2 separate regions of the Homo sapiens genome follow, and region 1 is linked to region 2. A link is a loop called in an ENCODE intact Hi-C map of the cell type or tissue named here. Cell type or tissue: Caco-2. All regions are shown on one strand. Each heading gives the region's core, and the rest is flanking DNA. Links, peaks and the distances in the headings are about the cores only.

Region 1 (5,392 bases), core at 125-5,124, 220 kb before region 2:
CTTTCCTCACAGAGTCATACCAACCTAGATGAGGAAGATTCAAGGGAGAGTACTTCACAAACTTCAAAAGACTACGTCAACATAAAATCACTTCATTTATTTTTTTCTCCATAGAGTGAACTTGCTTACTCCACACTAAGCACAGTTTTATTTACAAGACTATTGTTTGATAGAATTTTCCACAAGTTCCAAATTAAATGAATGAAAACTATTTTATATATTTATATTTACTAGTGTCAGGCTCCTTCTACATAGGCATTGCTATTTCCGTTTTATAGTTGAAGAAACGGAGCCTAAGGAGATTAAGTTACCTGCCCAAGGTCATAGAATTTCTAAGTGACTGAGCTGAGATGTAATTCTGAGTATGCCTAATTCCAAAATCCATGATCCTTCCACTAGTATTGGATTCCAAGGACTATGGAGACAAGCCCCTAGGCTACAATGCATACATGAGTCAAATGTGCCCTTAGTGATTTGGGATGTTTTACACAGAAATTGTTTCTAATGTGAGAGAGACAGTGGGTCCTTCAACGCTAGCTGAGACAATACCAAAGAGGGGGAAATGAAAGTAACATTTATGAAAAATAATTTTTTAGCAAATTCATATCTATTGAACCAGGCATTTAGCATAAGTTATTTCAGGGTGTTTAAATATTTATATTTATTTTGTGCTTTACGGCTTTCAAACATGTTTCCACATATATAATGTCAGTCCTTATCATGTCCTGGTAAAGTAGATATTATTTCCACTCCATAGAGAGAAACCGGTGACACATCTAAAGCATGACAAACCAGCTAGTGACACGGCCAAGGCTTCTGACCCTAAGCTTTGGGCTCACTGTTCTATGAAGGTCAGTTCAGTGCTCAAGCAGGGCAGATGAGGGTAGAGCATGACACTGGAAACTTAGGAAGCCAGGGCTGAAGCTTAGATGACAGTGAAAAAGAAAAACAGAAAACTGGAGTACTTTGTCCACTTTAGTGTTTCGCCCTGGGCTAACTGGAAGGTGGCACTTGGAGAGATCATGCTTATTCGTGGCATAGGAACTGAAGTTTTGGGTATATCCATTTACAAATGCAAAGGAGAAAAGTAATTCCTGAGTGTAGAAGTGGGACCTATTTCCCTTGATAAGCATCCTTTGCTATCATTGGGAAAATGAACATCTTATGAGGAAAATCCTACCAAATTGTAATCATTGTTACCAATATTATTATTATTATTTTCAGTTCTACTAAAATCAAAAATTAGTTTTCATTCAGATTTATGAGTTTTTTTTTTTAATCTGTGGCAAGGAAATCAATTGTATGTTATGTCTACGCATCTACTGAAACGCCTACACTTGGACTGATTGGATCATAAAATAATCCTATGTGTTAGTGAAATTCAGGCTTAGCATGAAGAAAAATGTGTCAGTTTTTTTTCTGAGCTCATTTATGAGGCTTATGAGGGCTCTGTGGATCCTTGAGTCATATAAATAATTTGAGCAGCAAGCCAAGGCATCTCTTACTTGTATCGACTGAGCAGAGAATGGGGCCAGAAGGGAGACTTCACTGCACCTGCATATGAAGCTCGTCTCTCCTCAAGAATCAGGGTCATGCTAAAGTGGTCCCTTGGCTCCCTTGTAGGCTGAGCCACTTTTTAGTCTCTCCCGGGAAATAGAAAAGGAACGTCAGTAAGATGCAGGCTTATTCAGCTTTGGTTCCTGTAGAGGGAGATGCAGCACATCTTGGCTGATGGAAGTGTATGGAAAGAGCCACTGTAATCACTTTTCCAAGGAGGTAATGTCCTTCTTGATCCTCGGCTATGTCAATATGAAACTTCTGTTTTCCTCAGTTTCAGTGAGTAGGTTGGAGACTCGTTAACCTCCCTAGTGTTTGACATACGGGTTTCAGGACAAAAACCTGTAGGGCCTCTCATCCTTGGTGCAGTGAAACAGGGAGCAATTCCAGGGATATTGGCAGATAAACTGCCCCTGCAGCAAAAGGGGACAGATGAAAAGTACCATTTATTGAACAGGGTGGGCACTTCTGAAATGTAACAAGCCTTTCCGAAAGTCTACATTTCTTATAATGGCAACAGAAGCAGTTGGTTTAATGATGAACCCTAGCGAAGACAGGCACAGAGTAGATAGAGTAATCAAAGATAGAAAACACTTTTTTTTTTCTCAGAAAGGCTGACAACTGGAACTGTGGGGATGAAGAGTTACGTAGAAGCAATGATTTCTCTTTTCGGAAATACTCTGCTAATTATTTTTAAATGACCTTTAATGGAGAAGTATAACTTGTTTTCTTGGATTGGAAAAAATAATGGTGACACCCTCCTGAATAGCTGTTGCTAGTTCCTATAGTAGTTCTCTACCTTCATTCAAAATGGGCTTGACTATAGATCAGGTCACATGTACTCCAGGCTGTTCTCTGGAAAATATGCAGAGAATGCAACTCTATGACCTTTTTGAGCTTGTGCTAAAGGCATCATAGCTCACAGTCAGGAAGGTCTTTCTAACTGAACCCTTGTCCTCTGGCAGTGCTAACTTGTTTACATTATTTATGGTTCACAGCACACGTCCATCACTTACAAATGATGTAAGTTGGTTCCCAGACCAAAGGAAAAAAGATTTTTCTGAGTGCCTACAAAATAACAAGAAATGAATGAGAGCCAGTACATATCCTTCAGGAAGATATATTTTATGATTCATTTTGTAAGTAAAAGTGTGTAAATAAAAGCCAAAACATGGAAGAAATTATCACCTCAAGAAATAAACATTGGGCTCACTATAAGAATATGAACAGGGGAGGCTTCAAAGAGGAGGGACACAGCACAAAATTACCCTATTCCACTCAATTTTGTAATACTTAGTCCATTCTGTGGCATTCAAGTCAATTTAATTCACTTCAATTTTGTTTGATGCAACTCAATCCAACATTTTAAAATGACAAGATCTTCATGGGTTGTTGTAGAAAGGAGGTTCCCTCTGAATATCATGTGTCCTGGATGAGCAATTAATTATTTGGGTTAAAAGAAAGAGGACTGGAGAGAAGAACAGATCAAACAATCCCACCCTAACAGATGTCACTGGAGAACCTCTTTTAGCAGAGCAGAGTCAGGGAGGTTGAGAAGAGTACTTGGTTTGGGGTAGGAAATAGAGGGCACAAACTCAAGGAGAGCAACCCTGTGGGAACTGAGGAACATGTAGAGAGAAACCTTCATAATTCCTAGATAGAAATAGTCCCCAGATGTCAAGAGGTCTGGGTGATATAGAGAAAGGAGTGAAATGAACAAAACATTTTGAAATGTGGTAGAATTTAAAAAATATATTAGCTGCACACAAGGATGGTCAATGAAGTATTTATTGGCATTGCTTTGCCGTAATTAAAACTCAGAGAGAGGCTATACAGCAACACGATTTTCCAAAGTTTTGAAGAATGGAAGTGGCCATAGTGGGTAATGGTGGCAGGCTTCACGCAACTGAAATTTGATAGATCCCTGGATATCTCCCTGATTTCTGAGCAGAAGAATTTCCATTTTGATTTCAAATAATAGTGGTTGCTTTCTTTATTCGTGACAGACTGAAACCAATAGGCAGATAGACCCAAATTTTAAAAACTAGCATTGCATACTGCACAACTTACTTTGCTAATAATTGCACTTTTGTATCCGTAAGTGATGGAACAAAATTTAATAAATCAAACAACAATGGATAGCTATTTTCAGAACTGCATGAAATATATGAATGGCTAAACAATACAACAATCACTACTATAACAGCTGAGCAAGAATAGAGTCATTGTTTTATTATATCCGTTACCAAGGTATTTGGGGCACATTCGTTTGGAGGTGAGAGCTTATTACCTTATTATAAAAAGAGGCATTGGAGGTTATATCACCTGCTTGTCCTTTCTAACCATGGAAAATTACCTTGTTTAACTGCAATTCTTTTAAGATTTTTTTTAAAAGTGTATTTAAATGCAGATTTTCTTACCCAAGATGCAAACGTTTTTATATAATGTTATCCTGTTAGGTCACTAGACTGACTGAAAATTAATATCTATTTCATTGGGTAATATTTGCACTTATTGGGAAAAATGTGATATCAAATGCCAGGAGTAAAATGACAATGTCATATATCTTACTTTATTGAAAATTGGTTTGATTTACAGTTAAGAAAACTGCAATAATCCAGAAAGATGCCTGAAATCTTGTTGCTACAAAGGGACCCACCCACCCAAAGAAAGAAAAAGTAGTGATGAGATACTCATGTTAAAAGGATAAACTGCTGAGTTGCACTCCCCCTCAAACTTCTCATTTGAAGATGATAAGCTCAGTGTCTGCAGGAAGACCTGGGGAGATCTCCAAGCACAAGCCAGCTTGCAAAGCAAAATAGGCTGGATAAACTGAAGTGCGATTTAGACAGGGCTGGATAAGCATGGCTGAACAATACTTCCCCGTGCAGTCTGAGATTTAAAGAGAGGTGATTCTAAAAGGTCAAGATTACCCCTGCTGGAATAGGATGTAAGACTCCATTTGGACTTAGCTGTCCACCTAGTTTGGTTTTGGGTGATGTTAAGCTGAGATTTGCTGCCCAAAAACATTAATCACAACCGGCTATTCTTTCTTAGGATTGAAGAGGGTTTTCTGGAGTCCTTCATTAAGATATAAATAAACCCAGGAGACATTATCCCATACTCTTTTATATGGAGTGATATTCTAGCATTTAACCCTTTAGTAGTAAGGAGTAGCAGCGATAAAACACAAAATAACCACTTTAGAACTGGCAGAAAGTTTCCTTACAGAAACTCTCCTATTCCATGACTCGGTTGAGACTTTCTGCCCTTTTAGTTGTAGGACAAGGCCGGGAACATACAGCGCTTTGACTCTGCAATCTAATTTTTCATGACTCAGCTTTGAAGCCAGCCCTGCTGAAGGGGGCCTGGCTGAGTCATGCTGTTTGTCCCTGGGCTTGCCCTATTTGCCTTGGCACTGTGAGACGATTGATTTGCAAACTTTGGGGCAGATAAGGTCACATTATCTTTAGATCTACAACACAGCATTTCAAGTGACAACAAAACTGTTCAAACAATTGGACTGGGAGGAAGAGAACTGACTCTGACACTAATTAGCTGTGTGATCTTCCACAACCTAGGAAACCTCTCCAACCTCACTTTCCTACCCAGATAAGGAGATTAAACCTGATTTTTCTATGATCATTGATTTGGATATTAGAGGACACCTGTATCTAGAAAGTAAAATCAGAAACAAATGAGAGTTTGATATAATTGCTTGCTCATAAATCTTCCCACGCTGAGTAGCATTTTAAACGTTATATTTTAGTTGCTTAGTGAGAGTGAGACATTTTAAATCTACTTTTAGCATAAACAATGGAGGCAACTTCTGTGG
Region 2 (5,392 bases), core at 94-5,093:
CAAAATTTAGAAATAAATTTAACCAAAGAGGTAAAAAGATCTATATACTGAAAACTATAAAACACAGATAAATGGAAAGATATCCCACATTCATGGATTGGAAAGTTAATATTGTTAAAATGTCCATTCTACTCAAAGCTATCTACAGATTCAATGTAATAATTATCTAAAAAAAAATCAAGTTCATAGAAGTAGAGAGTAGAATAGTGGTTGCCAGGGAACAGGGATTGGGAGGAATGGAGTGATGTTGGTCAAATGGTAGAAAGTTTCAGTTATTCAGGAGAGAAAAGCTCTGGAGATCTATTTTTTATTTTCTGTTTATTTTTTAACTTAGAGTTCATTTTGCCTTACATGTAAATATAATGTACAGGATGGAACTGTTGTTAACAGTGTTGTGTTGTGTACTTGAAATTTGCTAAGAGAATAGATCCTAAATGTTCTCACCACAAAAAAAGGTAACTATGTGAGGTAGTAGGTATGTTAATTGATTGTGGTGATTACTTCACAATGTATACATGTATCAATACATCACATCTCACAACTTAAATATATACAATATTTACTTGTCAATTATTCCTCAGGAAAGCTGAAAAAAATAAATAAAATTTACCTGTTTCTCATTTAGAAATTTGCAAGAATATTTTCAGAACTTAAAAAAAATAGTCTGCATACTGGCTAGAACTTGATAGTAAAGTCAAAACATGAAAGGAAAACAAAGAAGGAAGGAAGGAAGGGCAGGAGGGAGAGAAGGAAGGAAGGAAGGAAGAGGAAAAGGAAAAGGAAAGGGAAAGAGGGAGTTGATCATTTACATGCCAGGAACTAACTCAGATGTATCGTATACCTGATAACTGAGCATGCAATCTACTTCTTGTTCTTGCCTATGATCTATAGGTGTGCTGCAGATGGCATCAACGCTTTTCTCCTAAAAAGAACTCAACTCAGTCCTGGGCTAGAAAAAGATGCTAAAACATTGGAGAAACTATTAGAGCTGTGGCTTCTGTATATTCACTTAGTACTTATACATTAACTACCAGAAAAACTTCTGCAAATATTTAACAATCACTGTCCTTTTAATGTTTACTCTTTCTCTTTTTCTCTTATACATGTTCTTAAAGACACTTATACTCTAAAACCTATTCCTATTGCTCATATAGTAAAAGAAAGTCTCAGACAAGTTTTACTTGATTGAATTACCTGAAGTTGCTCTATTAATTAGGCTTACTAAGCCAATTTTTATTGTATAATTTATGCATTCCCATTAGTAATATACGACAATGCCTTCCAAAAAAGCCTAACTTCAAACTATAACATAGTTTAAGACTCAGAAGAATTTGACATGGAAAAATGACCTTATTAATATGCATAGAAACACATCAATTATATTTCTTGATATCCTTCAATTTTAATAGTTTTAAAAGTTCTGATTCATGACCTTGAGTAAAATACATATCAGAGCTAATGAAATTATACTACATTTTTTTAATTTCAAGCTATTCATTGCAGTCTTAACTATTTGACCAGTTGGTCAGTAGTTAAGAATATGCTTTAGTTTTTAATATCTTTAAAATGAATAAGTATCCACAAAATCTATATTTTTAGGTATCTCATTTCATAGATACAAGCAGACTCATTAATTAATTGTATATTGAGGTTTGCCTTGTGTATTGTCAATGATTTAATGTTCTATGATTCAGTAATTAGGCAATGCAATTGCTATTAAAATCTTTTTTATCATTACCAAATTCAGCGGATAAATTGGAATAAAATTGTTGAAGACTTTATACTTTCAGGGAGTGTTATGGTGAAAGGGGAGAGAAAATGGTATGGAAGGAAGGGTCAGCAACAAATGAGGAATCTAGGCTATAATGGTGTTCAAATTTTTTTTTCCATTTCAGGGACACCCTCTTTTTAAAGGACATTCAATTCAAATGTATCTTCTCTGGTTAAAGTATGGTGAAGTCTGTCCTGTGGGCACTCCCCATTGACTCCTAGCAGCTCTTGAGCCCCATCTTCAGGATCCGTACTTTGATAGTCACTGACAATTAGCTTTGAAAATCTATAGTTCCAATCCTGTGAAATGAGAAGAATGTTGAAGCTATAAAGGAGGTCTTTGCCTGCATTCAGATTCTGACACCAAAGACTCCTCTGATTATACTGAAGTATGTAAGAAAACCTTCTCTTGAAATCAAGGACCATTTCTCTTCATCTTATCTTGAGCTACATACCAAATATGAGTACACATAGTTAGGATTCAATAAATAATTTAAGATACTTGTGAACACCTTGCTCTGACTGGTTCTATTTTTACATTCAGAGAGGAAAGCATCCTGTATTCTCCCTATAAACAAATCTAGGAGAATAGGGTCATGGACATCCTATGTACACAGAATTACAGTCCGATGTTGGGTATCTTACTCCTGTGAAGTGAAGGGAAATAGAAAAGTAAACAAAGAAGACCACAGTATAAGATGTCACCTTAAAATATAAACCTGAAGACAAGAAAAACCAGGCTCAAGGAACAAATGAGCAGGAAAGTTGAAATTCTAGAATACATTTGTTTTATACCAATATTATTTGCATCTTGTTTAAATGAAAAGTTGTTTACATACACAATGGATGACTACAAAGAAACAGCATGGAAACTGGAATCAGAGGCCTGTGTCTGAATTTCATGTCTACCACTGAACAACTGCATGACACTGGGAAATTTACTTAGTTTCTATAGACCTCATTTTTCTTATCTGTAAAATGGCTTCCACAATCTGAAACTCAAAGGTCTCTTGACAAGATTGAATGTGATAATGCATGTAAGGGATCAGGACGAAACCCAGCACAAAAAAAGACTGCAAGCCACACTGTTTACAAACACCGTTTCCAAGTAAAAAAAAAACCTGCTCATTGAAACTGAAGGCACCAGTGTCTGTTGGGTTCAGCACGTAGTGAGACGCTCAACTACCTGCCTCAGGTAAGCTTAGTGTGCTTACGTACTTCACTAACGATAGCTAGTTTAGAGGTTCTTTCCTCGTAATTCAGGTGATATAATTGCTCTATGGTTATGCCCTACCCACCTTGTCTTAAACAGTGCAAAATATGTGATATCATTACACATTTCTTATCAGGAAAATATTTCAAAGGGCAGGCACTCTCTGTGTTTCCTTAGTAACAGCAGCTATGTGGAGCATCTTCTGTATTATGTTTAACATGGTGCAAATATGAACAAGTAATCACAACTCCTGTGCACCAGCAACTAGAGAAATGTAGCTACAATAAAATAGGTGGCATTCATATTTGTTTGTTGGCCATACCTGGGACTTTTTAAGAACCTGTTTTTGGTTAATCTTGTTTTTTTTTTTAAATTCTAAACCCTTTTTTGTGTAATGTTGCAGCAGAAGCGAGGGTCTCAGAAAACATCTCCTGTTCTGATCTGGCACAGTTCCAATTATATGGATAACCTTCCATTTGTAAAGCTCTGAAATAAGTGTCACAAGGATACGTAGATTTAAGATGCAGGTCCATCTAGAAGAAGTACAATCTGGTTGAAGGATGGTGGGGCAATACAACAAGTACATAACTCACTTTGTTGCAAGGCATAATTGGTAAATCCTCATCTACTGGGACTACAGAAGTTTGACAACCCCTGTCTCTCGTGTCTTATGGCCACCAATGACTGCAGTCTTTCATTGTGAATTTGGGTTTCGTCTCAGAAATCTTCTCAACATGATGCTCTGTCAAGCCAACAATGTTTGAGCAGTCAGCCATTTGTTTAATATCTCTGGATTATTGCATTGGTAATTCTTGCTGAAAACACTCAAGTCACCTGGGAGAACTGATCTGTTTATTAATAGCTTTTAGGATTTCAACATTTCATATTTAAACAGAGAAATCTAACATTACTTGACAGAAAACAGGAGTGGTCATAGGAATGAAAAATTCACATATCTTTGGGAACCAAGTTATTATTATCAATGAGTGTCATGGACTGGATAAGAAAACAAGGACTGGTTGGACCAGAATTATAGCAGGATACAGACACAAAGGCATTTAAATTTTAAAATTCTAAGAATGAAATATAACTATAGTAAATACATCTTTGGACTACTTTTGGCTTATGGATCATGGTTTGCAAACCCTTGATCTGTGACATAGATGTTAAAGGTGGGGTAATGAGGTTGTGTGTGCAGATCTCCAAACACCAGAGCATCATGGGCAGCACTAACCTGCATGGTGCCCTTAGGAGGGCTGTAAGCCAGAAGCAAGTTCTCCATTCTGCCCTAGTCAGGCGTGACTATACCAAGGCTTATAACTGGAGATACAAGCCAAGCCATATACCTGGCAATTCAGCAAAGTTCAGAGAAATATGGCATGAATTCATACAAATTAATCAAGTGCATAACATTAAGAAACTGCAATTTTGAGTTGTGCGTATGCTTATAGTGGCCCATTTCTAAATTAAAAGGAAGACTATTTCTGTTTTTCTCTTTCCACACTTGATAAAATTAAGAAAAATGTGGACAATGACAAGAATAGTAATAGAAGTTGTAACATGACTTCAAGCCATCCTTAAGTAAATATACATTTATCTGCTTACAGTGAATGAAAAACAAAGGTAAAAATCTATCTCCTTCTGTGTCCCATGTAAACTATACATAGTTATAGATCACTTATACCACTTTCCTGTTTTCCTTAGTAGAAGCATCCTTCCTAGAAGCAGAGTATTTTAAGAAAACGAAAGTAGTTTGCCCTAAGGCTTTTTAAAATTTACATTTTATTCCTTGTGAATTGGCCGTCCCAGAGAATTTCTGAAAGAATTACAGAGCTAATACTTTTGAAAAAAATTCATATAAGAAAATATTTGCCACATCTTTGACCTACATTACAACTGGTATTAATATGGTAGGATTCTTAGGAGATACACATGAATTTTAGAAAATTATACACAGATATTTCAAAATCTTCAATACATTTTCTACATATTAGGTGACAGAATCTTGAACAAACTTCTAGGATTCATTTTCTAAGAGCTTTGTTTTCCTAATCCAAGAATATTAGTTACACACTCAGTCCAAATGCATTATTGGTGAAATTTTGGCTCAAATCAATATAGTCAGCAATATTTATTGAACACCTCATGTTTGTGTTTGATTCTGTCACCTTCTAAAAAGAAGCAGTATTCATAAATCCACCTTTCAAAATGTTTTTTAAAATATTGCCTTAAAACTGTATCTTAAAAAGATTGAGTTATCATGAAATGCCCCTTAGACTGTTCTGATAGAGACCTTTAACAATTTTTACACTAATTTTTTTCCTTATCAAGTGCGTAGTGCAAACTTGGCACAACACTATGAATGAAAAGCGACCCCCACCTATAAAGAGTTCCCAATTCAATAAGGGA

The links. A loop is a pair of places that touch in the nucleus more often than their neighbours do. Peaks named below come from ENCODE experiments on the same cell type or tissue, not always from the same donor. Only the 100,000 strongest peaks of a DNase experiment are listed, where the experiment ranks them.
Region 1: a loop joins it to region 2, with 7 times the contacts of the local background. A loop is called at or near these places in 1 of 110 quality-filtered maps.

What each region holds. Positions count from the first base shown.
Region 1 is chr2:162,577,663-162,583,054 of GRCh38, forward strand. All of the region lies in intron 2 of KCNH7 (potassium voltage-gated channel subfamily H member 7), which reads right to left. Among named protein-coding and RNA genes, the nearest start is that of KCNH7-AS1, 190 kb to the right of the region's middle. In Caco-2, for the core only: no CTCF peak of the experiment used is centred there; DNase peaks (open chromatin) are centred at 2,489 and 4,959.
Region 2 is chr2:162,793,501-162,798,892 of GRCh38, forward strand. The region is part of intron 2 of KCNH7 (potassium voltage-gated channel subfamily H member 7); the gene reads right to left. KCNH7-AS1 (KCNH7 antisense RNA 1) reads left to right here. Exons shown (of 5, transcript NR_110258.2): 5 at 1,896-4,472. Among named protein-coding and RNA genes, the nearest start is that of KCNH7-AS1, 27 kb to the left of the region's middle. In Caco-2, for the core only: a CTCF peak has its summit at 2,001; no DNase peak of the experiment used is centred there.